Linked DNA regions of Homo sapiens: region 1 is linked to region 2. A link is an interaction called in ENCODE POLR2A ChIA-PET data of the cell type or tissue named here. Cell type or tissue: MCF 10A. All regions are shown on one strand. Links, peaks and the distances in the headings refer to the core of each region. The heading gives the core; the rest is flanking DNA. Region 1 holds the start of SLC26A9 (solute carrier family 26 member 9). Region 2 overlaps PM20D1-AS1 (PM20D1 antisense RNA 1).

Region 1 (16,311 bases), core at 1,932-9,931, 61 kb after region 2:
TTTAGCCCTGGGATGGGGAGGAGGGAGGAGGTGAGCCCTAACTTGGTTTTTTTTTTTTTTTTTTTGAGACGGAGTCTCGCTCTGTCACCCAGGCTGGAGTGCAGTGGCGCGATCTCGGCTCACTGCAACCTCTGCCTCCCGGATTCAAGTGATTCTCCTGCCTCAGCCTCCTGAGTAGGTGGGACTACAGGCGCATACTACCAAGCCTGGATTATTTTTGTATTTTTGGTAGAGATGGGGTTTCATCACGTTGGTCAAGGTGGTCTCAAACTCCTGACCTCAAGTGATCCACCCTCCTCAGCCTCCCAAAGTGCTGGGATTACAGGCATGAGCCTCCACACCCAGCCCCCTAAATCAGATTTAGCATCAAAGCTAAGGCTTTGAGGGAGGGGCAGGGTGGTCTGATGCCCTTCTAGCAGGGTTGGGGGCTGCCCCCTCACCTGGATGATGGCGGTGAGGCAGGCTAGCGTAGCTGACACGTGCAGCCTCTCAGCCTCCATGGCTGCTGTGTCCACATAGCTCTCATTGGTGGCATTGTTGAAGACCTGGAATTTCGACTCTGGGGCCAGCTGCAGACAGATGTTACCCACCAGGATGCTGATAACGGCAAAGGTACCTGTGGTGCCCCACCCAGCCAGCAAAAATCAGAGGTTTGAACCACACCGATGGAAACCAGAAAGGGGCCCAGGAATGCTTCCCGACCCCAGGGGGATGGATCCCTGCACCTCCAAGGCTCTTCTCCAACACAATAATAACAACCACTCACTCTAACCATGATCTATGCTTTTCAAGGTGCTTTTACCCCAATGGTCAATATTGTCATACAGGACACGTGAGAAAATGAACTCAGAAATAAGAAATATAAGCAGAGCCTGAACCAGAAACCAGCCCTTGTGACCAGGCTTTCCTCCATCTCACTTAGCACCAGAGAAGTCCAAATGTCCCTGTAGTGGCCGGCTGGGACCAACCAGGGAGTTAGATGGTGATTTCTCACATCTGTTTAAGCATGTTATAGCATATGGTATATCTTGTTCTGCTAAGTCTTCCTCTCATTCCTAGGAGGAAGATGGAACAGGTAATGCTAACTGAACTCAAAGAGGCTCAGTGGTTTCTCCAAGGTCACCGAGGACCTGGAAATGACATTCACAGTGACCATTCCCCTAGGACTGACCAGGAACAACTCCAGGAGAATGCAGATGGAAAATCTCCCGAGGCCCCTTTGCCACACCTCCCATCCTTGGGGTCTGGGTCATCCTGCCTGCCCAGAGGGGAGAGGCCTTACCTGGCACCATCTGGTGAACACCCCCCAGGAAGAAGTAGGTCAGGAGGGGGAAGAAGGAGGAGTAGAGGCCATTGACTGCAGGAAGGTTGGCCAGCAGAGCAAATGCCATGCCTGCAGAGGACAACGAGACTGAAGCTCAGCAGCATGACTAGCTTATGGGGATCACAGAGGGATGGAGTGGGGATGAGGAGAGGAATGGTGAGGGGAGTGGCAATCCAGGCCTGGCTGAAGGAGCCCCTTCACCTTGTGGGACCTGGATGGATCCCCCGCTGAGTCCACCGAGCAGGTCAGGAATGATGTAGTCTTTAATCTTGTACTTGGGGAGCCAGGAGAGCACAGGCAGCAGCCCAAACACCACAGCTTTGATCTTGGCTGAGGAACATCTGGAAGGGAACGGGGAAAATTTCCAGTCGGCTCTGCATGGCTTGGACATTCCGTGTTGGAGAGGGATTATCATATCCTGCTCATTTCATTCATTGGTTCATTCAAAATTCACTGAACTGTGTGCCAGGGATATTGAGAAGAAAAGGCAGGAACTTTTTCTTGAGAGCTCATCAACTTGTCCTGGGCATTAGCTGGAGGTCTTCTGACTGCCAGCTGCTTACCTGGGGAGTTTATAAGACTTGGCTTAAAGGTATGAGTGTTATGGTGGCTCAGCCTTCGGAGGTATCAGATCCATCCCTTGGCTCAGATGGCTTTTCTCTGGGAAAGTCTCCTCTGAGTCCTGTCTGTCTGATCCCAGGCCTGGGTAACTGCACCTTGGCTCCTGCCGCTGTGTGTGCATCCTGTGTGTGCATTCCTTGCTTTTTGTCTGTCTCTCCCACTAGGCAGCAAACCCCACCACGCATGGCAAGAAGTCTAGCTCTCCTGTTCATCTTTGTACACCTCGAGCCTTGCACAGGGGCACTTAGTAAATATTTGTTGAATAAATGAATGAGTGAATACACCCGAGTGGGGCCTGCCTGCTGCCATTTTTCTTAGAACTTCCTTGAAAAGGAAGGCTCTATTGTTCCTGCAGGGTGCACTCTGCTGACTCACTATCCTTTATGTGTGGTAACTCCAATACCGGAGTTCTTTCTCCTGTTAATTCACTGGGCAGCAGAGGAGGGAAGAATTCATTGGTCAACGCAGGGTGGGGAGAGTTGATCCCTTCCCTGTTTGTTGAACACCTCAAGGTCCTTTCATAGAAACTCAGGAGCGGTAGGAACAAGGGCTTACAAACTCAAGGGTGACAGCCGGTGGATTGATGACTGGAAGTGGGTGAGGGGCATTTGCTTTCCTTCTCCCAGTTGAGGGAACTCAAATACTTAGGGCCCATTTGGTGACTCACTGGCCTGCTCTGATGAGGCTTCCTTTCCTGCCCAGCACCAATTCCTGCTCTTTGCTCTTGCTCAACAATAGTTTCCCTGACACTCGGTCCCCTGGATGTCACCCAAGACTGAAACCAACAAAGACAATGCTTTGTACCTTGGAAAGTCTGGGCAGATTTTCTCTTCCAACTAACACTCCAAGAAAAAGCATCATCATCAATATCTTACCCCCTGTCCTTTCTGGGGCTCATGGGTGCCTCTGCCATCCCTGGGATGCTGGAAGGGGAGGTGGACGGGGGATAAATTGCTTAATGCAACTCTAAAGCCTTGCTTGAAGAGAGAACCAGCCCTGCAGGGGCTCCATCAGGTCTGTTTGTGGCAGAGAAAGCCGGACTTATGAATAGAGAGCTGGCTAGGGAAAGAAAAACAACTCATTTGAGGGCTAGTCCATGCCCAACCTTACTTGCAAGTCTGCTGTATGTTGGGCAAAGCAATCTGAAGCTTGAAAGAAGAACTGGAAACAGAGGCTGAGAGGGATTAGCTTTCTAGACATTCATTCATTCATTCATTCATGAAACAAATATTTATTGGTGCACCTTCTCTATGCCAGGCACTGTTCAAGGCTCTCATGCCAGTATCATAGGAATTGTTAGTTTGCTATATCCCTTTACAGCTTTCATTATCCTAATCTTTTAGGACAATAGCAGATCTTCTCATCCTCAGACTTTGTGCCCTAAAGTCTTGGGCACAAAGACTGGCAGAGACCACCTGTCTGAGGAGCACAGCTGTGAGGACAGACTGTAACTGGGCAGAAATGGAGCCTCCCAAGAGAAACAGGGCTGGGCTGGGGCTTTTAGTACAAACTCAAGTGGGTGATTCCCCCGGCCTGAACCAGTTCCACCTGCGTCTCCACTTCAGCCATTGCCAGTGACCTCAATCCAGGTAACTGAATCAGCCGTTTCCCCAAGGGAGTGAGGGAGAGTGAGTTGGCCTATAGCTGGGCCAGAGGAGGTCTGCCAGGAGTCTGGGAATGGGGAGGGTGACACCCGCAGCCCCAGCCTCCTGGGGTGTGGGTATGGATCACCTTGTGTAGCGCCTACTTAGGGACAAGGTTTCATACCCACCATCGCATTTCCAGGGAGATGAGAGTGGAAAGACCCTGGGCGCTGGTAGGACTACACCCTGGTAGGTCCCCTCAGGAAAGTTCAGAAATTTAGGGCCTCCTTTTGGCATTCTCTGGACCAAGTGGAGGAAGGAACATCCGGGAGGGAAAGGACAAAGAACCTGGGGTGATGGTAACTTCAGGTATTTTTTGTAAGGAGGGAACAGGGCATGGAGTAAGGGCTCTGATGCTCCCCACCCCTCCATAACGTAGATGCTCATCTACCATGCCTTAACAAACCCAGAGAGACCCGGGTGAATTGAGAATATGGGAGATGCCATGCAGGGGTTTGGGAATGCCATATAACCCTTCTGGATGGTTCTTGCTCCTGCTCCCCATCCTCCCTGGGGGTCTCAGTACAGATGAGGTTGTAGGATCTTAAATTCATCATTCAGAACCTCACTTCCCCAGGGCTTCCCTTAACCCCATCTTAGGGATACCAGTGCAGAAGCCGTGTCCTGGTGCAGAAAGGATTTTGGTAGGGAGCAGAGGAGGCAGAAGTCTGGGCTCTGGACCAGTTACCTGAAGGCATTGCGAAGTTTCTCTCCCACTGGGTATGTCCGGTCCTTCTTCTCAAACTCATCGTCGAAGAGGGTAAGGGAGTATGCGGCTCTGTCTACCACGTAGCGGGGCCTGGGCTGGCTCATATCTGGGGCATTTACAAGCTTTGGGAGAAGCAGAGGAGGGGAGGGTGAGGGAACATCCCTCCCTAGTGCCAGCCCAGGCCTTCTCTCTCTGGTCCTTGCAGTAGCAGAGTTTTATTCTGGCCTTCCCCGCCCCGATAAAGCAAGGTGCCTCCCTTCCCTCTGTCAAGTTTTTCCGTCAGACTCCCTGCTCGCAGTGGCCTTCCTTCCCAGGCACTGATGATGCATAGACTCACCCTGGCTGTTTTGCTTGGCGCTCAGCACGTGGCTGGCACTCCACACCTGTGGCGTCACCATCACCCCCACTGAGCACCAGGCAAAGGGGAATCACGAGGGCAGGAGGCCCCACTTGATTCAGCAGGTGGACCCTCCCCTCCCCTGACCCCTGGTGTCCCCACAAGCCATACTCCCTTCCCAGACCTCAGTTTCCCTGGCAGAAAGGCTCCTACCATTCAGCCAGTCAGCTTGGAAGAAACAGAAAACAGCTTGCCTAGAGGCAGGGGGATAGCTGAGATGACCTCAAGAGGACCCTTCTTGGATAAGACATCTAGAACTTCACCAACAGGTTTCCCAGGGGGACAATGGTGTGTGTGGGGAAACCAGGATGGTCCACCTGCCGGCTCTCTCTCCCACGGCTTCCTGTGCCTAATCTTTCCCCCACCCTTGTGTACTGCCGCTCCTCTCCTCCTCACTTTTTGCGCAACCTGGCTGACGTTCCAGGAGCTGAGATGGGCAGAGCTGAGTGCCAGGGCCCCTGAGGCCCGGAGGAGTTCCCTGTAGGAACCTTTCCCCCTCCCTCTTCCAATTACTGGGTCTCCCACCACCCCTCTACCTCCCAGAGCTGGGAGAAGTTGCTCAGAGGACCACAGAGAAAGAAGGACAGAGAAGAAAGAGATGGGGAAGGCTTAGAGTGAGGATTTGTATCTGGGAGGTGGGGAGTGTGGGGTGGCTGTGGCCAGTTTGGCAAAAGATTTGAGATGGGGTTGAAAATGAGTAACTACTTGGGGGCTAGAGATGCCCCCAACTTCCCAGAGGAGAGCCTGGGTGACAGGGGAGGTTGTCAGAGGGGAGCAGGTTGCTTAATGCCTTTTGTGGAAGGGTCCAGGAGCCTGGGTTAATCCTGCTTTTATTAATGAGGCAGAATGGTCAGCATTACTTTTCAAACCTCAGATTCTGTATCACTAAAGTGGGAGTAACAGACATATCTCACAGGGTTGTTGTGAAGATCAAATGAGTTAATGGATAAGAAGGGGTTGTGTAAAATGTAAAGTGTGATGCAAATGTGAGTTTCTATTATGAATAAGATTGTGCTCAAGTTGGTGAAGGCTGGGCTGGTGCATTCCATTCATTTGGTCTTGGGATCCCAAGGTCCACTTGAACTACAGGTGAGGGTGGGATGCCCGGCAAGACCCCACAGGTGATACCCAGCAGAAGCGAAGGTGGGAGAATGAACCTACCCCCAGCGCCTGTGCCCAGCCCCTCGCCTGGCCCTTAGTGTGTACTCAACACATACTTGTTGAGCGAATTGATAAATGGTGTTTTGGAGGAGACATGGGCAGAAATGAGTAAGGGCAATGGCATGTGAGACATTTCAGTGGGAGAAATGAGAGACCGGGTGGCTTAGGGAAAACAGCACAAGTTTGAGAGCCAGATGACCTGGGTTCAAAGATTCAGTTTCTTCATCTGTAAATGGGGATAATAACAGTCGCAGGCAGATGCTATGAGGATTCAGTGAGATCATGTGTATGAAGAGGCTGGCCTTTTATAGGCACCCAGTAAATGGTAGTGGCGATGATTACTATGATTAAGATGGGAGGGTGCTTTCTACCTCCTAGCAGAGACTATTCAGAGGCTGCCGGCCCTTCACCGCCCGTGAGGCGGGGTGGTCTCACTCTTCCTCTCCACCTGCTCCAGAGTCTGCATGGGTCTGGCTGTCCAGGTGGTTTGCCTGCGGGGGCTCAATGAGTGGGGAGCATGACCTCCCCACATAGGAACCCAGAGCTGCAGACCTTGCTTCAGAAAAAGACTCATGGTTTGGGGAGTCTAGCCCAGGCCACTAAACAGACCACTTGCAAAAAAAAAAATAGCCAAAAATTTCAAGGGGGGCTGAGTCAGAAAAGAAGAGCCCTTTGGAAGAGGAGGTGATGGGTGATCTTGCTTCCACACCAACCAGCAGGCAGCGATCCCTGAAGTATGTTCCTAGGCTGCTTTCAAAGGGTCTAAGTTCCGGTAGTGTGTTTGCGGGGAAGGGAGTTATTAGCATCTGATTCCGCTGAACCCTACTATCCCAGCCCCCGTCCCCAGGATTTCCCCACTTCCTCAGTGGTACCTTTCTTCCTGCCACCCAGCCCACCCCCATCCTTGTTCCTGTCCTCTCCCTACCCCTCAGCCTCCATATTCAGTTGTTCATCAAATCCTATTGCTATTTCCTTCCTTCCTTCCTCCCTCGCTTCCTTCCTTCCTTCCTTCATGTCCTTCTGTCCTGTCCATTGCCTCCATACCTCCACCCACCCTGTCCCATTGCCTCCCTCTTCAAGTCTTATCTCATGTTTGGACTATTGCAAAAATTGATCTGCTGGTCTCCAGCCATGCCCCTCCAACCCAGCCTAAACTCCCTGCTCCGAAACCTCTATCTCCCTCATTTCCAGGAGGATGAGGCCCAAACTCCTTATTTTGGCATTTTTGTTTTTTTATCCTCTGGCCTTGTATTGGTGGATTCAGGAAATCTGTTGGCTGGGTCCCTCCACACCATCTGGGCTGGTCTGTTCTGCACCCACCAAACAAGCCTGAGTCTCTGTTCCCACTTTCCTCCTTACCTGAGGTGCCCTGACTCATTTCTGCCTTTCTAGATCTGCCCATCCTTAAGACCTGTTGAAGTTCCTCCTCCAACCCTCTCCTTCCTCTCCCACTCTTTTCCCTTCTCCTTCTTGCCTATGAAGCCTTTCCTGACCACCTTGAAACCCTGAAGGATTTCTCTTTCTCCCAGGATCTCCATGTGCACCCCTCCAGCCTGTACACTAGTGTTGGCTTTGGCCATTTTTCTTTGGGAGGAAAGCGGCAGGGGTGGTGGAAGTCCTTCAGAGAGCAACAGGTAGGTGACTCAGGACCAGCTCTGCCCCTCTGGGCAGACTCACTGACAGATGGAGCACCAGATACTAGGGAGTCCCCTCTGACACAGGCTAACAGAGGAAAAGCCTCCCTTGCTTTACTGGAATACCAAATCTGTCTCTTTCCCATGCCATCTGCCCATCCCAGGAATAGGATGCTGAAGGGGAGAAGGCTCTGGGAGCTTTCACAATCCTGAGTTTGCATAAAGAGGAGAACCCAGCAGCCAGTCAGAGTCAGAAAGTTTTGTGTAGAAGAGAACTTGAGGACCACATTTGTCCAATTGTCTCATTTTGCAGATAAAGAAACTGCACTTGATTTAACTCCAGTGTTCCTATTCGAAGGGGCTTCAGACCTTCCAGGGACAAAGCTGATCTCAGGACAATGTTTTCCCCTGAGTGGCACTCAGAATGCCCCTTTCTGACCACCCTGGTGACCTTGCCACCCCAGCTGATGGGACAGGACCTCTGGGTTCTGTTACTCCTCTTGAGGGCTCTGGTTCCCTCCTGGCCTTGGTTTCCCAAGAATATGATGGCCAGAGTTGCAAATCTGCAGCCACAGGAACTGCCCCAGCTCCTGCTGAGAAGGCGCCCTCAACATACTTCCTAATTCCAAGAATAGGGGTTGAGGTGGGGTGGGACGTAGAAGACAAGGGTACTTCATCCCCAGCCAGCCCTTCAGGTGAGGGCAAGAGGTGGAGGGAAGGGGGATGGGAGTGGTGGAAAAGGGTGGGTGGCATGGTGGGGAGGAGGAGTCTCAGAGAACTAGCAGGGATGGGAGTCCCAGGGAATCCTCAGAGAGGGTGTCTCACGATGCCAGATGCTACATTAGGGGCAGGAAAGTGGAAGAGGGAGCAAGAAAGAGAGCCAGGTATAGGGAACATAACAATCTGATCCCCAGTTAAACAAACAAACAGCCATGATAAGTGATGTCAGCATCGCTGGAAAAAAAAGTCAAGTGCCCTATTGCCAGAGGCGTGTATCTACAAGCCCTGCCCCCACCACCCCTCCACTGCCTTCCATCCCCCTACCGGGCCAGGGATAAATAGCAGGTGCCATGTGATAATACTGAGAAACAAAAGGGTGACCCTGCCCCTCCTCCACTGTGCAGGGAAGGGGGGCAGGTCCTAAAGAGCTGGAGGGACTTAGAGGGGGTCTGTAGGGTTTAAGGGGAGTAGGGGGTGAGCCAGGAGAGCAGAGGGCAGGAGATGTGGGTGCATGGGCCACTCCCATGCACTGGCAGGAGAGTGGGTCAAATCTGGAGCAGAGGGGATGCAGGGGTCGTGCGAGCCGGAGTAGCTGGGAGAGGGGAAGCAAAGAGAAAATAGACCCTGCAGGGAGGGCACAGGCTGGAGCAGATTCCCTCTTGAGATTCTCCAGGATTTCTCCTCCAATGAGCTCATGCCAAAGCACGCCCCTGGTACCTTCTCCCAGTCACATTTCTAACCAGGTCTCTGTCAACACCATCCAAATATTGTAGGCAGAGATGGGCTTGGGCAGAGATGGGCTCAGGCAGAGACAGTGCCCGAGTGGATGCACTGAAAGGCTCGGAACGGCACCTGGCCATGGGAAGCATGCAATAAACTCCAACTATCATCATTACTGCTATGACTCCAGAGGAGCCTCTTTCTTGCTCTGCCATCTCTAGTGGGCACTCTGCCTTTTTTTGGCTTGCCTTTTTCCATCTGCCCCTATACCTGCTGCCCCATGCCTTAACCCCTCCAAATTTTCCCAGGACTTGATGAGAGGAACAGCAGAAAATCTTGTCAGAAGAGGGTAGAACATCTGCAGAGCAGGACTGTGAGGGGTCCATTTGTGGGTTTTGGTTGGATCTGGAGGTGATCCTGTCACTGTGGGCCAGGCTGACTTCCTCCCTCAGTCCTGTCGGGGGTGTGCATGTGAGGGAGGGGGTTTTTGACGCATGTGTGCCAGGTACGGGAACAGCCCCGGCTGGGCCAACCCACCCTGGCATCCTTATCACTGGTTCCTAGCCAGCCGGTTGCTGTGTTCTGGGAAGAGGAAAGGTCACCTTGAGGTTTCCCCTTTGCTCTAGCTGCTGGTTGCCTCCCTGCCTCATCCAGGGTGGGGGCCACAGGGTAAGAGCAGCCTCTGAGTGACCCAGGTGTGAATGTGAGCTGGGACAGACAAGCTGGCTGGGGTCTCAGTGGGAGACCACATCCATGGCAGGAGGAGGAAGGATGTAGAGGCCTCTGCACCCCTAAGGCTTTTTTGTTTGTTTGTTTTGTTTTTTTGTTTTTGTTTTTTGAGGTGGAGTCTCCCTCTGTCACCCAGGCTGGAGTGCAGTGGCACGATCTTGGCTCACCACAGGGTGCACTTCCTGGGTTCAAGCAATTCTCCTGCCTCAGCCTCCCTAGGAGCTGGGATTACTGGTGCGCGCCATGACACCCAGCTAATATTTTTTATATTTTTAGTAGAGACGGGGTTTCGCCATGTTGGCCAGCCTGGTCTCGAACTCCTGACCTCAAGTGATCTGCCCTCCTTGGCCTCCCAAAGTGCTGAGATTACAGGCTGAGCCACTGCGCCCAGCCCCCCAAGGCATTTTTAAACACTCCTTTTCCTTCTACTGTCCCTGTGTTTCCAGGGCAAATCTCTCCCTACTCCTCACCCCAGCCTAATTTCCTCCTCAGTGTAGGGGAGGATGAGATGTCCCTAAGGTGTCTTAGAGACTGCATCCCGTGTAGGAGAGAGATTCACTGATACCACCCCCCAAATCCCCACTCCTTATCTCCAGGCGAACTCTCCCTCCTCTGCACTTTCCCTGCTGGGAATGGGTGCTGGGCTGAGGAAATAGGCTCCAGAAAGAGGGACCAAGGCTAGACTTTGAGAATCACTTCCTAACAGCAAGACTGACAAGGTCATGGGCTCCCTGGAATGGGCACTTGAGGTTAAATTCCTAGAAGTCTTTAAGGAGACTGGGGTTGCTTTCACTTGGAAGCAGGGCCTGGGCAAGGAGACCAGTGAAGGGCCCAGCTGCTCTGGTCCCAGAAATCCAGGCGAAAGCCCAGAGAGGCATCCAGTGAAGATCAACTCCCCTTGAAGGGGTGGCTCTGCCCCTTCCATCTTCCAAGTAGTGACCCCACAGCCCCCAAAGCTTGGTCAGTGTTGAGCTGGTCCTCGATTCCCCCAGCAAGTTCACGGGGGTCAGTCTGGCTGTTTAGTACGGTTTAAGAGGCACTCTTGAATACTGGGTATATGCCAATCTCCGGAAGACTCTGGGCATTAAAAGATAAAGAGGAGTCCGTCTCTGCCCCAGGGTTTATACAAATGAGACTCAGAGAGCAGGTGGCTAGCTCTGGGAAGTGCCTGGGAAGGCCTTCCTGGCAGTGGAGGTGCTCTTGGCCATGCTGGTCTCCATGCTGCCCAAGCAGGGTCTTGCCAGGTTCTGGATGCCAGGGCCAGGATGAGGGAGGTGGGGGAGGACTGTGGGGTTCTGAGAAAGGGTCATCTGCATGAGTGAAGCCACTCAGGGGGAAAGCCCTCTCTCAGTCTGCCCACTTGGGGGGCTGCGTCACTCCAGGGTCTTCTGGTCCTCAGACCCGTGGGGCCAAGTGTAAGGGGGCAGTTGATGCTGGAATAATAGAAGCTTTGTTAGGTCTCAGCTGGGGACCCTCTGGGCTGGTTTTGAGGAATGGGGGCACTGCCTGAGAGTGGCTTGGAACCCCTTGGAGCTGCAGGATGAGGGGTTTGGAGGCTGAGAGCCTGGAGAGCTGGCTGCCCATCCACTGTCCTGGCCCAAGCCCTTCTGTGTTGAAGCATTCACCATTGAGTCGGGCGTCCCAGGTCCAGCTACCGCCCACCCGCCTGCCTGATGGAGCTGGTCCCTTGCTCACCCTCTCCCACTCCTCAGTTTCCTCCCCCTCCACCTCTTCCAACTTCTCAGGACTAATGGGGACACATGGGATTCTGTGTAGTCCATGCTAAGTTCCCCGAGCTGGTGGAGAAGTACATGAGTGAAGGAGGATGTCTGGGCGGTAGAAGGAGGGGGAGACAGCCATGCAGAGTAGGCTGGTGAGTCAAGCATTAAGAGCTTTTCCCTCCAAGACTTGAAAAGAAAGGGAGAGGAGCAGCCCACAGCTTCAAAGGCTGTCGCGGAGGAAGGTCTAACATTTTCCTTTCCCTCGGAGGCCTTTGCCTCGCTCTGTTTCGGGGTCTGGCGACCACCACACCCTCACCCTACTTGCTCCCTCAGTCAAGCCCAGCCTTGCAGCCCAGGTCCTTACATAGACGTGAAGACCCAAAGGGCTCCTCAGAGGGGAAGGGCTGGGAGGCTGCTCTCAGACTCCAGGGGCCAGAGTGTCCTTCCTACTTGTGCTCAGCTTGGCAGTTGGTTCCTGTCATCCCTCCTCTCGGTACCCCTGGTGACTGCCCTCTTGCAGGGATGACCCCAGCCCAGTGGGGTGGGCTGGGCTGGGTGGGGCTTACCAGTGGGTGAGCAAAGCCGGCTGGGCAGGGCTGCAGGTGTGTCTGGGGAGCGGGCAGCCGAAAGGTGTTCCTGAGGTGTGTGAAAGGGCTCTGCTCAAATAATCCAGGGAGGCGTTTATAAATAACTTTTCCTCAGGGCCACGGGGTGAGCCCCGGCTTCTGATTGGCTCAGAGGGGAAGTGGTTTTGAACACTACACCATAGCTAAGCCTGAGGAGATAGGAAAAGGAGATAAGGGGGAAAAGGTCCCAAATGAACAGCCCTTTTTTTGTTTTACCTGGGGAGCAGGGCTGTGTGATGGGAGCTTGGCACTTCCTAAATCCACCCCGAAGACAATAGGTCACATTCAGCGGGGCTCCTGCCCCACCGGCTCCCCCAAGGCGGCCCTGGAGGAGGGGGACGAGGCAGAGGAGGGGGACAAGGCAGGACAAGCTCCTCTGAGCTTGCTGTCCTGCTGCTTATGGGGCTGGGGGTCAGGCCAAAGAGCCTCTTGGACAATGGGAGCTATTGAGGCCACCTGAGGGGTGTGCTCTTGGGGATGCTTGCTTTGAAGATTGGAGATCTAGGGGGTGGGAAGACAGTAGTCCTCTGAACACCCCTGAGGAAGGGGAAGAACCATGTCTGGGAGGCCCTGGGAGCCTTTAGGCGGTTTTGGTTTGTGGTGGAGACCTGGTTCCCAGTTCTGTCCCCAATGTTAAGTTGCTTGTGAGCTCTGTGCCTTGGTCTATCCATCAGTGCAATGGGGGAAATTATTCCTGGCCCCTCAGGTAGTGTGCAAAGAGAACACAGGGGTTTAGAATCTGATAAAAGAGCTCAAGAAACTGGACTTAGAACAATTATATGAGAGGCGACCTGAAGGCTAGCAAATCTCCAGTCACAGCCCTCTGCCGCTTCTAGGAATTAATGTCTCCCTGGGTCATGGCACTGCTCCGGCTGCTGCCAGCAGAGCTGCCCATCCCAGGCCCATTGAGTGCTACGGAAGGACCTCAGAAAGCAATTGTGGACAGGGGCTGGGAGGGTGGGTAGGGGAGTTTCTTAATTTACTTCCTGGGAGGGAGAGTCACTACCCGACACCAGGTGCCCATTCTTTGAGACATCAAGTGCTGCACTGTCCTCGTCCTCAACTGTCCTCCCATCTCTCCAAAAGAAACCAGAGGCTCTGAAGTGGGCTGGAATCAGTGCAGGGGGCTTCAGTAAGGCACCTCTGGAAGTTGGGGCGAAAGTTCCCCATGGTGAAATGAGCTAGCTTCAGTACTTAATAGGGACTCAATAAATATTTGTTAAATGAATGAAAGAGTGAATTGTCTGCAAGCCCAACCCAAGGGATAGTTTGTAGATGCATTGCTTGTGGGGACTAGGGAAACACCCGAGGTCACTCAGAGTTGTCAGGGTGTAGCCAGACAACTGGCTGAAGAGAGCCAGAATTCAAGTGACCCAAGTGTGCCCTGACACCTGGCTGAGGGAAGGATGTGTGCATGGACACTGCCTCGGGGAGCCCTTCCCCAGACCCCTATGTGGACTTAGCTGACATGTTGCACATTCGTTCCTCTGGCTTCCTCTGCTTCACTCTCATAACACTGACCACAATTAATGGTAATTATGTATGGAATTGTCAGTCTTTCTGCAAACACCGTGAACTCCCTGAGGAGGGCAAGGGGGCAGTGCCTCTTTTGTATCCCTACCCACCTAGCCCAGTGCCCGGCACTTAGGAGGAGCTCAATATAGATTTGAGGAATGAATGAACAATTGTATGATAGAGTCTTTAAACAAAGCAAAGCCAGAGGGCGAGAATTTGTCCATGCATCTTCAGTATTGTCCAGTGTCATGGGTAGCCTGACCTGTTCTAAACTTTGCCCAGGAAATTCCTAGAAAGCAGATGAGTCATTATGTTCTTCCGATAGCCAGGTGACAGTGGCTATCAAGATCAAACAACTAAGTCCCCTTGCTGAGACACCATGTCCACCAGGGAATCTTCTGGTTGTATGTCCTTTAGGGCAGAGAATGCACTGCCCAGCTGGTTGGAGCGACTAGGGCTGCTTTTGCAGGCATGCTTCTCTTTTAAATGACCCATGGACATTCTGGGCTACCCATTGGTCCAGTGTGAGTTTTATTAATGTGAGTTAGTATCCCCTGAGTCTGACCTAGTTTCCACAGTAACACTTGGTTTTCCCACAGGTGATTTGGTTTAATTCTTATACCAAACATATAGGCATGTTACTGTCATTTTTTGATGAGAAAACTGAGTTGACTGAAGTGAAATCACTTATCCAAGATCACAAAGATCTGAATGGAAGAGGCAGGAATCTAACTTGGCTAAAATGGCTTCAAATCCTCTGCTTAGTCTACGATATCATCTTAACCTTTGAGCCTGCGAAGCTAAGGATGAGATCCTACAAAAGACCATACCTTTTAGATACCATTAGGCTCCCTTGCTGGTATAACTCCTAATGTAACCTGGATGAAGACGTCTGGGGCCTCCAGGATACATGCTGGAATTGGAAACTTGTTGTTTGTCCTCCTCAAAACTTTTCTACTGTCTCAGCAAAATTCTGGGCAGGTAGCCCTTGCATTATAGGGGCAGTAGGGATAGACGAACCCAGAGATTCCTCTGAAGTCACCAAGGAAGATGGACAGGGGCCTCAGAATCTGGGGCTGGTCATTGGTGGGAGGCCCAGGAAGGAGGAAACCAGATCAGAGGCTAGGGAAACAGAAGACAGAAGGGGGAGTGCCCCGATGGCTGAAAAGGCATCTTAGGGGTATCTTGGGTAGAATTAAAGTGTGGACAAATTTAGGGTTGGTGGAGGGAACACAAAGATATGGAGAGATAGGTGACAGAAATAGAAACACAGAGAAAAATGATGGAGACAAAGACTCAGAAACAGAGAAAGGAGCCAAGGACACATTAACAGCCATAGCAGCTCAGCCTAGAGTTTTGCTAAATCATTTGTGTTTCATGATGAAAGCGATGAACAGCAACCCTATGCCTCTCTCTGGAGCAGGAGAGAGAATCCTTCGGAAGCAACCTACTTCACCCCCAGCCCTAGGGTGGGATGCTGCATTCATTCATTCATTTATTCATTCACTGGAAACCCCTTATCAAGTGCCAGGATCCTGTCCTGGGGAAAATGAAATAAATCAGACACAATCTCTGTCATGAAAATATCTCACAATCTGGTGAGGAAGACAGGAAGGCGAAGAAACCATTGTAGCATGGAACATAGGGTGCTATGGGAGTACAGGGGAGAGGTGCCCAGATCAGCCCTCCAGCGGACAGAGAAGGAGCCGGGAAGTCTTCCAACAAGAGGAGGGCAGGAAGCTCAGTCACAGCTGTAGCCTGGACACCTGAGCTATAGACCCCAGGTGGGGAAGGACTCCCAGGAAGAAGTAGGATGGCGGCTGCCCCTGAAAGCACTGTTTCTAGAAGGGATTTCCAGCTTGTTCCCAAGTCCTCTTTGACTTCTGAACGCACCCAAGATTCTCTGCCTTAAAGCCCATCCCTGTGTTCCCCTGTGATCCAAAGCTTGCGACCACACACACACACAGTCACACTGAACAGTCACACGTAACACTGAGTTATGCAGATAAACCCAAAGTATTCCTAAGGTTCCCTCCTGACACATCTCACCTCTGAGCTGATCTTGCTAAGAAACAGCTATTTTTCAGATGAGCAAACTCAGGCTAGACCTGCAAAAAGGAGACAAATTCTGCCACCTCTGTCTATCCTTGAGCCTCTGGTCTTATCTGCACCTGCTGGCTTCTTGCACGTGTGCCCTGTGTGGGTGCCAAGGGTGTGGGCAGAAACATGTTTTGGGCAGAGCAGCCCAATGACTTAAGCAAATACCTTAAGGCTAAAGACAGCAAAGTCTTCACCACCCTGCCCTGCAGTGGCAGGATCTGGCCTGGCCCTGCGCGGCTGCCAGTTTCATGAGTGCTTGAGGACTGGTGGGACTGCAGAGGTACCCAAGGAGAAGCGAATCCTCACTTCTCTCCCCTGGGAAGCCCAGGGGCTCAAGTACCCCAGCTGTGAGTATCTTAGGCTGGTCAGGAGACATGGAAGGCAAGGTGAGTAGGGTGATGCCAGCCAGTGCTTGGTCTTTCAACACAGGGAACTCCTAGCATGTGCCCAGCACTGTGCTAGGCACTGGGCACGCCAGACCCAGTGAGAACCAGTCCTTGGGAGATCAAGACCCTGGCAGGAGCAGGCAGAGGAGGCTTCTAGAATACACACAATGACAGAGCTGGGGGACAATATGTTAGGAGGAAGCTTAGGGTGGACTCTGAGGTGGCGAGGGTCTGGACAGTTCTTGTCTGGAGACAGTCAGGTCAGCATTGACCATGATCCCTGCACATCTGAGGCCGGAGGAAAG
Region 2 (16,311 bases), core at 4,032-12,031:
CTAGGGGTCCTTCTATAAGCATTTCTAATGGAGGATCCCACCTTGTGGCTCTTTTGGCTTCAATATCCGCTTGGCAGTTCCCTTCTGTTTCCCTTTCCTTTCCTTTCTGATGACCCCGGCAGTGTAAGACTGCCACCTCTTTAGGTTTCTGTACAGCCAATACTAATCTCCTAATGACTTCCTGATGTTTGATAGGTGTTCCCTTGGAAGTTAGGAATTCCCTTTGTCTCCATATTGCTGCATGGGCATGGAGGACTAGGTAAGCATACTTAGACTCTATGTATATATTTACCCCTTTTCCTTCTCTTAATTCTAATGTATAATGGCCACTGCTTTTGCTAGGATATCTCTCCCTAACAAAGGAGTGGGGCTTTCAGGCAAAATTAGAAAGGCATAAGAAAAAAGTAAAGTTCCCCAGTCACGACTTAGTGTCTGGGAGAAGTATTTAGTGACTGCCTGTTCTAGGACCCCTCAGATAGTGACAGATCTGGAGGACAGTTGTCTGGGACAGAAGAGTAAGACTGAGAAGGCTGCACCAGTGTCCAAGAGACAGTTAACCCCCTGGCCCTCAATGGTCAAGCATACCCAGGGCTCTGTGATGGTGATAGCATGGGCTGGTGCTTGCCCTGGGCACCCTCAGTCCTGCTGCTGGATCATCTGGTGAGTGGCTTCTGACTCAGAGGACCTTGGTCCCTTGGGGCAGTGGGTCTTCCAGTGATTCCCTTGACATAAGGGGCATGGACAAAGGGGTGGCTTATTTCTATTCAGACAATCTATTTAAAAGTGTCCTTGTAGACCGCACTGGAAGCAAGCCCTATTAGGCATTCAATTTGCCCAGACTTTCCCTTTTTCAGAGCCTCCAAAGTCTGCTTGCCTGAGGGCCCTGACTAAAGCCATGGCCTTTTTTTTTTGTCCCATTTGTCCCATTCCACCTGCTCCTCCTGATCTCTATTATAAAAAACCGAGTTTGCCAAGTTCATTAGGGTTTTTAAGTTTTGCTCCAGGCCTAAAGTGGACTTTTGAAGTTTTTTCTAATGTCTGCAACTGACTGAGTGATAAACTTATCTTTTAAGATTAGCTGGCCTTCAATAGAGTCAGGTGACAGAGGGTATGATTCCTCAATACCTTCCTGAGTCTCTCCAGAAAGGCGGTAGGATTTTCTTCCTTTCCCAGTGTTATAGTGGACATCACTGAATAATTTATAGTCTTCTTCCTAGTTTTCCTTAGTCCTTCTAGCAGACAAGTTAGCAAATGTCTGCAGCACCAATCTCCATGTTCTGATTCTGCGTCCCAATGAGGGTCTACACTGGGAACTGCCTGCTGGCCTGTAGGGAATTGTTCTCTTTCTTCTGTTGTCATCCTATTATTGACCTGACTGAGATACCAGAGATTGCCAAACTCTGGAGTTGCAGTTATGGTGGCAATTCTCTCATTTGGGGTTAGTGTCTGATCTAGCAGTAACATTATATATATATCTCTCCATGTCAGATCAAAGGGTTGTCTTAATCCTTGTGAAACATCAATATAGCCATCAGGGTTATCTGAGAATTTACCTAGGTCTATTTTAATTTGCTTCAAGTCTGAGAGGGAAAAAGGTACATACACTCTGACTGGGCCAAATTCTCCAGAATACATCTTAGGTGCATTTTTGCCGTGTGGGGAACATTTCCCACCTGAAAAAAGAACATAGGGATGCCAGCACCCCTAGTCATTTTCCAATGAGCATTTGTCTGAGAGCATCCTCTAAGGCCCTAATGCTTATTCCTTTCCAGGGTGCATAACCACCCGTGGACCTCTGCTTATCAGATTAGTTATGCTCACTGATGTAGCAGCCCTACACCTGTTTTCCTGCCTTTCTTGACCACAAAGAAAGAGGTCTGGGCTGCTGGATTCTAGTGGCCCTTTACCAGTGTGCCCAACATTGCCTTTATGCTCAGGGGTGAGTTCTAGAGCTGGGCTGGGTTCCTATTTCCTAACAACCCAGCTGCCCCATCAAGAGGCATTCCCATAAACAACAGTTCTTATGCAAATTTGTTTCAGAGCGGGTGTAGGTAACCTTTTGAGTCAAGATTGAGATAGAGTTTTTTGATTCTGTAAGTACTTTAAGGCTTGGCTGAGTTCAAACAGCTCACATGTTTGAGCAGACCAATTATTAGGCAATTTTCCTAACTCTGCTTCTACAAGAGTTTCCCTATCAATTACTGAATACCCACTGTGCGTGTGTGTTTTTTTTTCAATCACCCGGGAGGAACCATCTATCCTCTTGTCCTGAAGGGAGTTCCTCCTAGGTCTGGTCGGACCTTTGTATGGTAATTAAGATTTAAATCCCCCGTTAGGAAACCCGCTGGGTTAAGGAAATTTTCAGTGGTTAATGTTAAGTCATCTTTTTCTAACAGAATAGCCCTATACTTTAAGATTTTTGAGTTAGTAAGCTACCTTTCTGCTTTTTTTACTTAGGATAGTTCTGAACTGGTGAGGTGTGCTCACAGTGAGGTTTCCTCTAAAAGCATTTTTCTGCTTTCTTCTGTTAGCAAAGCAGTAGCGGCTACTGATTGAATGCATTTGGGCCATCCGCAGGTTACTGGGTTAAAGGATTTTTGATAGGAAGACTACAGGTTGTCAGTGGTCTCAGTGTTTTCGGGCTACACCCTTGTTTACACTGACAAGTTGGTATTGGAGTGTTATAGGGTCCTGGAGAAGACCTTCAATGATCAATTATAGGTTTTAAATTTACCCTGGCTTTTAAAGCAATAGGGTACACTGTTTTTTCTTTACTTGTATATCTCTTTCTCTCTCTCTTTGACTTTCTGTCTCTCTCTTTCTCTCTCTGACTCCCTCTTTGTCTCTGTCTCTCTCTCTCTCCTCTCTTTGACTCCCTCTTTGTCTCTCTGTCTCTTCCTCTCTCTCTCTTTCTCTTTTTATAGATGGGTTTTGGGAACACAGCAGAAGAACGTTCACTCATTACCCCCATTTGCCACTATAGGAATATGTGCCTCCCTTTTATTTACTCCATTTGCTTTCATCCTGATCTGTTGTCATAGACCCAGTTCCAGTTGTTAAAGTACTGGGTCATCAGTTCTAAGGCCCTGGACAAGGAGCCAAGGCCTGGAGATTGCCTGTTCTAAGACCCCTCAGATAGTGACATAGTGACTCAAAGCTAAGTTACTCATAGCTTTGGGTAACTTACAGTGGAGGGTAAGTCCATCCCCTTCTTAATCAATACAGAGGCTACCAAGTCCATATTACCTTCTTTTCAAGGGCATGTTTCCCTTGCCTCCATAACTGTTGTGGGTATTGACGGCCAGGCTTCTAAATCTCTTAAAACTCCCCAACTCTGGTGCCAACTTGGACAACATTCTTTAATGCACTCCTTTTTAGTTATCCCCACCTGCCCAGCTCCCTTATCAGGTGGAGATATTTTAACTAAATTATCTGCTGCCCTGACTATTGCTGGGCTATAGCCACAACTCATTGCTGCCTTTTGTCCCAGTTCAAAGCCTTCTTCACATCCTCTCCTTGTATATCCCCACCTTAATCCACAAGTATAGGATACCTCTACTCCCTCCTTGGCAATGGATGATGCACCCGTTACCATCCCATTAAAACCTAATCACCCTTACCCCACTCAATGCCAACATCCCATCCCACAGCATGCTTTAAATGGATTAAAGCACTTGCCTGTTACAGCATGGCCTTTTAAAGCCAATAAACTCTCCTTACAATTCCCTCATTTTACCTGTCCAAAAACCAGACAAGCCTTATAGGTTAGTTCAGTATCTGTGCCTTATCAACCAAATTGTCTTGCCTGTCCACTCCATGGTGTCAAAACCATATACTCTCCTATCCTCAATGCCTCCTTCCACAACCCCTCCATAACCCATTATTCTGTTCTGGATATCAAACATGCTTTCTTTATTGTTCCATTGCACCTTTTATCCCAGCCTCTCTTTGCTTTCACTTGCACTGACCCTGACACCCATCAGCCTCAGCAACTTACCTGGGCTGTACTGCCGCAAGGCTTCGCGGACAGCCCCCATTACTTCAGTCAAACCCAAATTTCTCCCTCATCTGTTACCTATCTCAGCATAATTCCTCATGAAAACACATGTGCTCTCCCTGTTGATTGTGTCTGGCTAATCTCCCAAACCCAACCCCTTCTACAAAACAACAACTCTTTTCCTTCCTAGGCATGGTTAGGTACTTCCGCCTTTGGATACCTAGTTTTACCATCCTGACTAAACCATTATGTAAACTCACAAAAGCAAACCTAGCTGACCCCATAGATCCTAAATCCTTTTGCCGCTCCTCTTTCTGTTCCTTAAAAACAGCCCCAGAAGCTGCCCCAATGCTGGCTTTCCCTAACTCATCCCAACCCTTTTCATTACACACAGGCAAGGTACAGGGCTGTGCGGTCAAAATTCTTACACAAGAGCCAGGACCATGCCCTGTAGGCTTTCTGTTCATACAACTTGACCTTACTGTTTTAGGCTGGCCCCCACCCCAGTGACTATATCTCTCTGATCCACCTGACATTCACTCCATTTCCCTGTAGTTCCTTCTTTCATGTTCCTCACCCTGATCACACTTGGTTTATTGATGGCAGTTCCACCAGGCCTAATCTCCACTCACCAGCAAAGGCAGGCTATGCTAGAGTATCTTCCACATCTATCATTGAGGCTACCACTCTGCCCCCCTCCATTACCTCTCAGCAAGCTGAACTCATTGCCTTAACTTGAGCCCTCACTCTTGCAAAGGAATTTTGTGTCAATATTTATAGTGACTCTAAATATGCCTTCCATATCCTGCACCACCTTGCTGTTATATGGGCTGAAAGAGGTTTCCTCACTATGCAAGGGTCCTCCATCATTAATGCCTCTTTAATAAAAACTCTTCTGAAGGCCACTTTACTTCCAAAGGAAGCTGGAGTCATACACTGCAAGGGCCACCAAAAGGCATCAGATCCTATCACTGAGGGCAACGCTTATGCTGATAAGGTAGCTAAAGAAGCAGCCAGCATTCCAACTTCCATCCTTCATGGCCAGTTTTTCTCCTTCTAATTGGTCACTCCTATTTACTCTCCTACTGAAGTTTCCACCTATCAATCTCTTCCCACACAAGGCAAATGGTTCTTGGACCAAGGAAAATACCTCCTTCCAGCCTCACAGGCCCATTCTATTCTGTCATCATTTCATAACCTCTTCCATGTAGGTTACACACTGTTAGCTCCTCTCTTAAAACCTCTCATTTCCTTTCCATCATGAATATCTATCCCCAGTCCTCCACTCTTGACTCCCTCTTGGAGTGGATAGATGATCTTTGCTGACAGGACACACTCCAACACTTTCACCCTGATGAAGTCCTATTCTTTACTTTTATACTCACTCTTATTCTCATTCCCATTCTTATGCCACCCTCTACCTCTCCTCAGCTATCTCCACCACACTATCAATCTCACTCACTCTCTCCTAGCCATTTCTAATCCTTCTTTAACAAACAATTGCTGGCTTTGCATTTCTCTTTCCTCCAAAATCACTGAGGCCTCAATTTACTCACTGCTGAAAAAGGAGGATTCTGTGTATTTTTAAATTAAGAATGTTGTTTTTACCTAAATCAATCTGGCCTGGCATATGACAACATAAAAAAACTCAAGGATATAAAAACTCACCAAAAAACCGCCCAAAACTCACCAACCAAACAAATAATTATGCTGAACACCCTTGGGCACTCTCTAATTGGATGTCCTGGGTCCTCCCAATTCTTAGTCCTTTAATACCTGTTTTTCTTCTTCTCTTATTCAGACCTTGTGTCTTTCGTTTAGTTTCTCAATTCATACAAAACCGCATCCAGGCCATCACCAATAATTCTATACAACAAATGCTTCTTCTGACAACTCCACAATATCACTCCTTACCCCAAAATCTTTCTTCAGTTTAATCTCTCCTACTCTAGGTTCCCACACCGCCCCTAATCCCACTTGAAGCAGCCCTGAGAAACATCACCTATTATCTCTCCATACCACCCCCCCAAATTTTTGCTGCCCCAACACTTCACCACTATTTTGTTTTGTTTTTCTTATTAATATATGAAGACAGAAATGTCAGGCCTCTGAGCACAAGCTAAGCCATCATATCCCCTGTGAACTGCGTGTATACATCCAGATGGCTTGAAGCAACTGAAGATCCACAAAAGAAGTGAAAATAGCCTTAACTGATGACATTCCACCATTGTGATTTGTTCCTGCCCTACCCTAACTGAAAATATATATTCTCCCCCACCCTTAAGAAGGTACTTTGTAATATTCTTCCCCACCCTTAAGAAGGTACTTTGTAATATTCTCCCCCTGCCCTTAAGAAGGTACTTTGTACACCTATCCCAAACCAGTAAGAACTAATGATAATCTCACCACCATTTACTGACTCATTTTTCGGACTCAGTCTGCCTGCACCCAGGTGAAATAAACAGCCTTGTTGCTCACACAAAGCCTGTTTCGTGGTCTCTTTACACGGACATGTGAGACACTAGCCATTTACAAACTTGGGGCTCTGGCAAGGGTAGTGGGGAATAGTTCCCACGTAACTGCCCATGTCTAGAGCTGTATGCCTAAATTGGGAGGGACACCAGGGGTAAGACTCCCTGGGTTCATAGTCTACATGCCTAAGGATGCAGTGTAGAGCTTCCTTAGATCCCTTTGGAGATATAACTTGCTCTAATACTTGGAGAGGAAATGAAAGTCTGAAGCATTAGTACCTAGGAGGCAGGGATCGGAGGAAGTAGATTCAGAGGTAAGGAGAATTTTGGGGCTACACTTTCAAGAAAGTCATGGTCAGGACCCAGGAGGTATGGGTCAGAAGGAGAGGTAGGGGCGCATGCATGGGCAACTGTTGAGTAGAGACTTCTGGCTGTGCCATGATCTCGACTGGCCAATGCCAGGAGTTCAGGATGACAGCTTTCTGCCTCTAGTCGGCCCTTGGCTTCCCCCAGGAAATTGTGAAAGCAGAAGCTGGTTCCAGGCAGACCAGTGCTCCCAACCCAGAAGGGTTGGGGGTTGTTAGAAAGCCTTTTCCCAGGAAGCCTCACACTTGAGTCTTAAGTCCAGCAGCCATGCTAATCATTTTTAACTGGCCAACAGGTGCCCAGTATTTTCCTCCAGTTCTAAGGAAGGATAGGACAGAATAGCAAGCAAAAGTGGTACAATATTACTCACTGCTTTGGAGAATCCCTGTATGGTTGCCACCAAATGTTACGGGTGGGTCTTTGTTCTGCACATGTATTTTTTACATGCATAGAATGTGTAATGATCAAGTCAGGGTATTTGGGGTACCTATCACCTTGAGTATTTATCATTTCTATGTATTGGTAACATTTCAAATCCTCTCTTCTAGCTACTTTGAAATGTACAATGCATTGTTGCCAACTATAGGCACCCTACTGTGCAAGAGAATACTGGGGCTTCTTTGTTCTATCTAACTATATGTTTGTACCAGTTAACAAATCTCTCTTTATCCTCCCTCCCACCCACACATTCTTCTTAGCCTTTGTTATCTATCATTCTTTTCTCTGTCTCCAGGAGATCAATTTTTTTAAACTCCCATATATGAGTGAGAACATGAGGTATCTGTCTTTCTGTGTCTAAGTTTTTTCATTTAAAGTAATGACCTCTAGCTCCATCCATGTTGCTGCAAATGACATAATTTCATTCTTTCTTATGTCCAAATCACATTTGACTTGTATATGTGTGTATGTGTGTGTGTGTGTACATATATATATATATACGCATACATGTATGTCACATTTTCTATATTCATTCATCTATCGATGACACAGATTGATTCTATATCTTTGCTATTGTGAATAGCACAGTCATAAACATGCAAGTGCAGGCATTCCTTTGGTATACAGACTTCCTTTGGACAAATATCCAGTAGTGGGATTGCCCGATCATATGGTAGTTCTACTTTTAGTTTTGTGAGAAATCCTGATACTGTTTTCCATTGTGGTTGTACTAATTTACATTCCCACTAACAGTGTATAAGATTTCCCTTTTCTCCACATCCTCACCAGCATCTGTTATTTTTTGTAATTTTATTAATAGCCATTCTCATGGGGGTAAGATGATATTTCATTGTGGCTTTGATTTGCATTTCCCTGATGCTTAGTGATGTTGAGCATTTTTTCATATACCTGCTGTCCATTTGTAGTCTTTTTATTTTTTAATTTAATTTAATTTAATTTTTTTTTGAGACAGAGTCTCTTTCTGTAACCCAGGCTGGAGTGCAGTGGCAGGATCATAGCTCACTGTAACCTCAAACTCCTGTGCTCAAGTGATCCTCCTGTCTCAGCCTCCTGAGTAGCTGGGACTACAGGTGCGCACCACCATGCCTGGCTAATTTTTTAAATTTTTGTGGGGACAGGGTCTCAGTATATTTCTCAGACTGGTCTCAAACTCCTGACCTCAAGTAATCCTCCTGCCTTGGCATCCCAAAATGCTGGGATTACAGATGTGAGCCACCATGCCCAGTCTGTATGTCTTCTTTTGAGAAATATGTATTCATGTCATTTGCCCACTTTTAAATGAGATTATTTGTTTTTTTATTATTGTTGAGTTGTTTGATATTCCTGTATATTCTGGCTATTAGTCCCTTGTCAGATGAATAGTTTGCAAATATTTTCTCCCATTCAGTAAGTTGTCTCTTCACTCTGTTGATTGTTTCCTTTGATGTGTAGAAGCTTTTTAGTTCAATATAGTCCCATTTGTCTATTTTTGTTATAGTTTCTGTGCTTTTGAGGTCTTAGCCATAAAATCTTTGCCTAGACTCATGTCTTAAAATATTTTCTCTATGTTTTTTCCTAGCAGTTTTATAGTTTCGGGTCTTATGTTTACAGTTTTAATCCATCTTCAGTGATTTTTGTGTATGGGGAGAGAAAAGGGTCCAGTTTCATTCTTCTGGATACAGATATCCAATTTTCCCAACATCATTTATTGAAGAGGGTATCTTTCCCCCAGTGTATGTTCTTGAAGCTTTTATTGAAAATCAGTTAGCTGTGAATGTGTGGATTTATTTCTGGACTGTCTATTCTGTTCCATTGGTCTATGTGTCTGTTTTTATACCAGTGCCTCAACCTCCCAAGTAGCTGGGATTACAAATGCCTGCCATTATGCCCGGCACATTTTTTTTTTTTTTTGTATTTTTAGTAAAGATGGGGTTTTGCCATGTTGGCCAGGCTTGTCTTGAACTCTTCACCTCAAGTGATCTGCCCACCTCAGCCTCCCAAAGTGCTGGGATTACAGGCGTGAGCCACCACACCCAGCCCTTTTTACTCTTTTTGACTTAATTTTATCTGATATAAGTATAGCTACTTCTGCTTGCTTTTGGTTTCCATTTGCATGGAATATCTTTTTCCATTCCTTTGAGTGTAGATGTTTCTTTCTTGTAGGCACTATTTTGTTGGATTTTGTTTCTTTATCCATTCAGCCAGTCTATATTTTTTAAGTGGAAAATTTAATTCATTCACATTCAAGGCTATTATTGATATGGAGGTTTTATTACTGTCATATTGTTAATTATTTTCTGGTTGTTTTGTATATTCTTTGTTCTTTTCTTCCCTCTTGTTGATAGTAATTGTGGTTTGGTGGTTTACTGTAGTGGTACCACTTAAGTCCTATCTCTTCCTCATTTATGTATTTGGTTTACCAGTGAGTTTTATACTTTTGTGTGTTTTTATTATGGTAAATGTCCTTTCACTTCCAAGTTCAGGACTCCCTTGGACATTTCTTGTAGGGCTGGTCTTGTGGTGTGTTCCCTCAGAATTTACTTGTCTGGGAAAAACTGTTTCTCCTTCATTTATGAATTTTGCTGGATGTAGTGTCCTTGGGTGGCAGGTTTTTTCTCCCAGCACTTTCAATATGTTATCCCATTCTCTCCTGGCCTGCAAGGTTTTGATATGGGTTTCTTTATAGGTGACTAGTTGCTTTTCTCTTACTGTTTTTAGTATTCTATACTTTGCTTTGACTTTAGACAGTTTGATTACAATATGCCATGGAGAAGATCTTTTTCCATTATATTTGTTAGGGAATCTTTGGGCCTCCTCCATCTGGATATCTAGATCTCTTGCTAGATTTGGGAAGTTTTCAACTAATATTTTGTTAAATAAGTTTTCTAACCCTTTGTTTTCTCTTCACTCTCAGGGACAGTGGTAATTTGAATATTTGTTCACTTTATGTTGTACCAAAGGTTACAAAAGCTCTGCTTATTCTTTCTAATTTTTTCTTTATTTTAATCTGCCTGGATTAGTTCAAAAGACTTGTCTTCAAGTTCTGAAATTCTTTTTTCTGTTTGATCTAGACTATTGAAGCTTTCAAATGTATTTTGTATTTAATTCAATGAATTATTCAGTTCCAGAATAAAAAAAAAACTATCTCTTCAGTAAAGTTCTCATTCATATCCTGAATTGTTTTTTTATTTCTGTGTATTGTTTTTCAGAATTATCTCACATCTCTCTGAGCTCTCTTAAACTCTGTATTTTGAATTATTTATCTGGGATTTCATAATTTCTTTTATGGGATCTGCTGTTGGAGATTTATTGTGTTCCTTTGGAAGTATCAGATTCCTTTACTTTTTCTTTTTTTTATGTAAAAACAAACAGTCCAAGAAAACATTTAGATTCCTTTACTTTTTCATGTTTCCTGTGCCTTTACATTGACATCTGTGCACCTAGTGTAACAGTTGCTTATTCCAATTTTTTGTATTTGCTTTCATAGAGGAGTATTTATTCAGGATGTATATGTGTTTTCGGCGGGTAGGGCACTTTGGCTTTGATTTTGGGTGAGTGCACTGGTATAATCTTTCTATGGTTTTTTTCAGTTGTAAATACAATCAGTGGTATCTGTGATTTCCTCAGTGACTTAGGGTGCAGTTATTAGTGGAGGCTGTGGTGAAGTTTTTGCTAGGGACTAGGATGCCAGGTGGGCTAGCCTTTGGGCCCCAGTTTTGGCAGCAGGGGGCTGAGCATGCTGTCATTGGTTCCCAAGGCAGCTTATGCTAGCATTAGTGTTAGTGGGTCCAGGGAGGCTGATTACTGGGCCTCCAGGTGGCTTGCTGTGATGCCAGTAGAGACAGTGGTGGGCTGGGCATGTTGACAGGTTTTTGGGCCCCTGGGCAGAGAGGCTAATGTGGGTGGTGGCAGTAGCAGTAGAGGAACAACTCACTGAAACCCAAGTAGTCTGTGCTGGTGTTGGTGGTGGCTGTGACAGGTTAAGTGGGCCAGTTCCATAGCCCATTGGTGGCATGTACAGGTAGGTACTGTCTTTGGTAGTATTGACAGATTGGGTTGGCCTGACTTCAGATCCTGGGAGGAGTGTTCAAGTGCCAATGATGGTAGACTGGGCCAGAAGATCTCCAGGCCCCTGAATGGCATGCTTGAGTACTGGGGGGACAGGATTGGGCTAGTAGACTTGTCCTCAAGTCCCTGAGTATTGCATTCAGGGGCCAGCTGTGATAGACAGGGCTGGGTGGTCTCCAGGCCACCAGCAGAATCCTCAGGTAGGGGCAGTGGTGGCTGCGAACATTTCTCTAGTTCTCAGAGGAATGTGGAGCCCTGAGGGCCTCTCACCCTTTCTCTAGTGTGTGGGAGCTTATCTCAGCTCCTAGCTGATCCTGGCTGAGCAGGCTGTCTTGCTTCCCTCTTTTTCTTTGCTTTTGGTGCTTCCTGTCACTTCTCTTTTGAATTACATTGTTCTCTCATAGATAATCTATTTGAAGTATGAATATCTACTTGTTATTTTGGCTCATCTCCAAAGAAGAGGTGTGTTCTAGCTGCATCTAGTCAGCTAAATTGAACGCTTGCTTGCTGTAATTTTGTATCATTTAACAAATCTCTCTATCCCTTCCTTCCCCCTACCCTTCCTAATCTCTAGTATCCTCTGTTCTACTTTTTATTTCTATGAGATCAACTTTTTTTTAGCTTCCATATATGAATGAGAACATGCAGGGTTTAACTTTCTGTTTCTGGCTTATTTCACTTAATGCAATGTTTGCCAGTTTCATCCATGTTGCTGCAAATGACAGGATTTCATTCTTTTATATAGGTGAATAGTAAACCATTGTGTATACACACTACATTTTCTTCATCCAATTATATCTTGTTGGACACCCAGGTTGATTTTATATCTTGGCTATTGTGAATAGTGCTGTAATAAACATCAGGGTGCAGATGTCTCTCTGATATAATTATATCCTTTCTATTGGATAAATTCCTATTAGTGAGATTGCTGGATCATATGTTCCCATATGATCTATTTGTAGTTTTTTTTTTTTGAGGAAACTCCATAGTGCTCTTCATAGTGGCTGTACTAGTTTATATTTCCACCAGCAGTGTATAGGAATTCCCTTTTCTCCACATCCTTGTCAGCATTTGTTATTTTTTGTCTTTTTGATAATAGCCATCCTAACTGGGGTGAGATGATACCTCACTGTGGTTTTGATTTGCATTTCCTGGATGATTAGTGATGTTTAGCATTTTAAAATTATACCTGTTGGCCATTTATATGTCCTCTCTTGAGAAGTGTCTGTTCAGGTCACTTGCCCATTTTTAAATCAGATTGTTTTTTGACTGTTAAGAAGTTTGAGTTCTTTATATATTCTGGATATAAATTTCCTGTTGGATAAGTAGTTTGAAAATATTTTCACCCATTCTGTAAGTTGTTTTTTCCCTCTGTTGATGGTTTCTGTTGTTGTGCAAAAGCTTTTTGGTTTGGTAATCCCATTTGCTTGTTTTTGCTTTTGTTGCCTGTGCTTATAAGGTATTATCCATAAAATCTTTTTCCAGACCAATGTCCTGAAGTGTTTCCCCTATGTTTTCTTCCAGTAGTTTAATTGTTGTGTGTCTTACATTTAGGTCTTAGATCCATTTTCAGTTAATTTTTGTATAGGGTGAGTGGTGGGAGCCTAGTTTCATTCTGCATGTTGGTATCCAGTTTTCCTAGCATCACGTTTATTTTTTTGAGACAGAATCTCACTCTGTTGCCCAGGCTGGAGAGCAGTGGTGCAGTCACAGCACACTGCAGCCTTGACTTCCCAGGCTCAAGCAAGGGAAGAGGTGAGAGGTCACCTCAGCCTCCCAAAGTGCTGGAATTATAGATGTGAGCCATTGGACCCAGCCCCCAGCATCATTTATTGAAGAGGTGTCCCAATGAGTGTTCTTGACATCTTTGTCAAAAATCAGTTGGCTGTAAATATGTGGATTAATTTCTGGGTTCTCTACTCTGTTCTATTGGTCTATGTGTCTGTTTTTATGCAATACCATGTGTTTTGGTTACTATAGCTCTGTAGTATATGTTGAGGTCTGGTATTGTGATATCTCTAGCATTGTTCTTTTTGCTCAGGGTTGCTTTGGCCATTTGGAGTCTTTTGTGGTTCCACACAAATTTTAGGATTTTTTTTTTCTATTTCTCTGAAAAATGTCATTGGTATTTTCATAGGGATTGGATTGAATCTGCAGATTGCATTGGTTAGGATTGTCATTTTAATTATATGAATTATTCCATTCCATGAGGATGGGATATTTTTCCATTTGTTTGTATCATCTTCATTTTCTTTATTTTAAATCAGTTTTTTGTAGTTTTCTTGAGGAGGTCTTTCACCTTCTTGGTTAAATTTATTCCTAGGTATTTTATATATTTTTTGCTATTGTAAATGGGATTGCCCTCTTGATTTCTTTTTCAGCTAGTTTGCTGTTTGTGTATAGAGCTGCTACTGATTTTTGTATATTAAGTTTGTATCCTGCAATTTTACTGAATTCATTTATCGGTTCTAAGAAAAAAAAAACCCTTTAGGTTTTTCTATATATAAGATTATGTCATCTGCAAACAGGAATAATTTGATTTCCTCCTTTCCAATTTCAATACCTTTTATTTCTTTTTCTTGCCTGACTGCTCTGACTAGCACTTCCAGCACTATGTTGACTACAAATGGTGAAGGTAGGTATCTTTGCCCAGTTATACTTCTTAGAGGAAAATCTTTAAGCTTTTCTCAGTTCAGTAAGATATTAGTTGTGGATTTATCATATAAGGCCTTTATTAGGTTGAGGTACTTTCCTTTTATACCTAATTTATTAAGGGTTTTTATAATAAAGAAATGTTGAATTTTATAAAAAGCTTTTTCTGCATCTATTGAGATTATCATAGTATTTTATCCTCCATTCTATTGATGTGATGGGTGACAATTATTGATATGCATATTTTGAATCATCTTTGCATTCCTGGTATAAATCCCACTCAATCATGGGGTATTATGTTTCTGATGTGCTGTTAGATTTGGTTTTCTAGTATTTGCTGAGGATTTTTGCATTTATGTTCACTAGAGGTATTGCCCTGTTGTGTCCTTGTCTGGTGTTGGTATCAGGATTATGCTGGCCTCATAGAATGAGTTAGGAAGAATTCCTTCTGATCTAATATTTTGGAATAGTTTGAGAATAATTGGTAATAATTCTTTAAAGGTTCAGTAGAATTAAGCAATGGAGCAATTGGTCCTGGACTTTTCTCTGTTGGAAGGATTTTTATTACTATTTGATTTTGTTGCTTGTTACTGATCTGTTTGTGTTTTCTGTTTCTTCTTGGTTCAATCTTGGTAAGTTGTATGTTTCCAGGAATTTATCCATTTCCTTCAGATTTTCCAGTTTGTCAGCATATGATTGTTCACAATATTCTGTAATGATCTTTTGTATTTCTATGGTATACATTGTAATGTCTTCTTTTTTGTTTCTGATTTCATTTATTTGGGTTCTCTCTCTTTTCTCTTAGTCTATTAAATGATTTGTTAGTTTTGTTTATCTTTTCAAAAAATCAACTTTTGCTTCATTGATCCTTTGTATTGTTATTGTTTTTCTAGTCTCAGTTTCATTTATTTTTGCCCTTATTATTTATTTCTTTCTATTAATTTTGGGTATGGTTTGTTCCTGCTTTTTTAGTTTTTTGAGGAACATTGTTAGGTTGTTTGAGACCTTTTTAGTTTTTTGATGTAGGCATTTATTGCTATATACTTGCTTCTTAATACTGCTTTTGCTGTATCCTACAGGTTTTGGTATGTGTATTTGTATTTTCATTTTTTCCAGGAATTTAAAAATTTTACTCTTAATTTATTTCTTCACCGATTGGTCATTCAGGAGCATGTTGTTTAATTTCCATTCATTTGTATAGTTTCCAAAGTTCCTGTTGGTGTTGATAACTAGTTTTATTCCACTGTGGTCTGAGAAGACACTTAATATAATTTTGATTCTTTAAAACTTGTTGAGACTGTTTTGTGGCCTAATATATGGTCCATCCTGGAGAATGTTCTGTGTTCTGATGAAAATAATGTGTATTCTGTAGCAATTGGGTGAAAGGTTCTGTAAATATCTCTTAGGTCCACTAGGTCTATGGTGCAGTTTAAATCTGATGTTTCTTTGTTGATTTTCTGTCTAGATGATCTGTCCAGGGACAAGAGTAGGGTGTTGCAGTCCCCAACTGTTATTATATTAGGACCTGTCTCTTCCCTTAGATCTAATAATATTTGCTTTATTTGTATGTGAGTGCTCCAGTGTTGGGTGCCCATATATTTACAACAGTTATATTCTCTCATTGAATTGACACCTTTGCTGTTATATAATGTCCTTCTTTAGCTCTTTACAGCTTTTAACTTGAAGTCTGTTTTGTCTGATATAAGTATAGCTACTCCTGCTCAAATATGGTTTCCTTTTGCATGGAGTATCTTTTTCTATCTGTCCTCTTTCAGTCTGTGTGTCTTTAAAGGTAAGCAGCATATGACTGGGTCTTGTGTTTTTATCCATTCAGCCAGTGTATGTGTATACATATATATATATATGTGTATATATATATGTGTGTGTATATATATATATATGTGTATATATATACATATATATGTATATGTATATATATACACATATATATGTATATGTATATATATATACACATATATATATATATATACACATATATATATATATTTTGTGAGCAACAAGGCTGTTTATTTCACCTGGGTGCAAGCAGGCTAAGTCCAAAAAGACAGTCAGCAAGGGTGGTGGGATTATCATTAGTTCTTATTGGTTTGGGGATAGGCGGTGGAGTTAGGAGCAATGTTTTGCAGGCAGGGGGTGGATTTCACAAAGTACATTCTCAAGGGTGAGGAGAATTACAAAGAACCTTCTTAAGGGTAGGGGAGATTACAAAGAATCTTCTTAAGGGTGGGGGAAATTACAAAGTACATTGATCAGTTAGGGTGGGGCAGAAACAAATCACAATGATGGAATGTCATCAGT

The links. Peaks named below come from ENCODE experiments on the same cell type or tissue, not always from the same donor. Only the 100,000 strongest peaks of a DNase experiment are listed, where the experiment ranks them.
Region 1: POLR2A ChIA-PET joins it to region 2 with 7 read pairs; 2 of 35 experiments call an interaction of 5 or more read pairs at or near these places.

The regions. Positions count from the first base shown.
Region 1 is chr1:205,931,420-205,947,730 of GRCh38, forward strand. It overlaps SLC26A9 (solute carrier family 26 member 9), which reads right to left and starts at 12,037. Exons shown (of 21, transcript NM_052934.4): 1 at 11,946-12,037; 2 at 4,277-4,419; 3 at 1,526-1,665; 4 at 1,283-1,393; 5 at 441-616. The coding sequence starts at 4,401. SLC26A9-AS1 (SLC26A9 and RAB7B antisense RNA 1) reads left to right here and starts at 3,494. Exons shown (of 4, transcript NR_110984.1): 1 at 3,494-3,534; 2 at 4,189-4,348. In MCF 10A, for the core only: no CTCF peak of the experiment used is centred there; DNase peaks (open chromatin) are centred at 2,512, 4,632, 5,092, 5,972 and 1 weaker place.
Region 2 is chr1:205,868,575-205,884,885 of GRCh38, forward strand. All of the region lies in intron 1 of PM20D1-AS1 (PM20D1 antisense RNA 1), which reads left to right. Among named protein-coding and RNA genes, the nearest start is that of PM20D1-AS1, 15 kb to the left of the region's middle. RefSeq lists an enhancer at 1,790-2,291. In MCF 10A, for the core only: no CTCF peak of the experiment used is centred there; no DNase peak of the experiment used is centred there.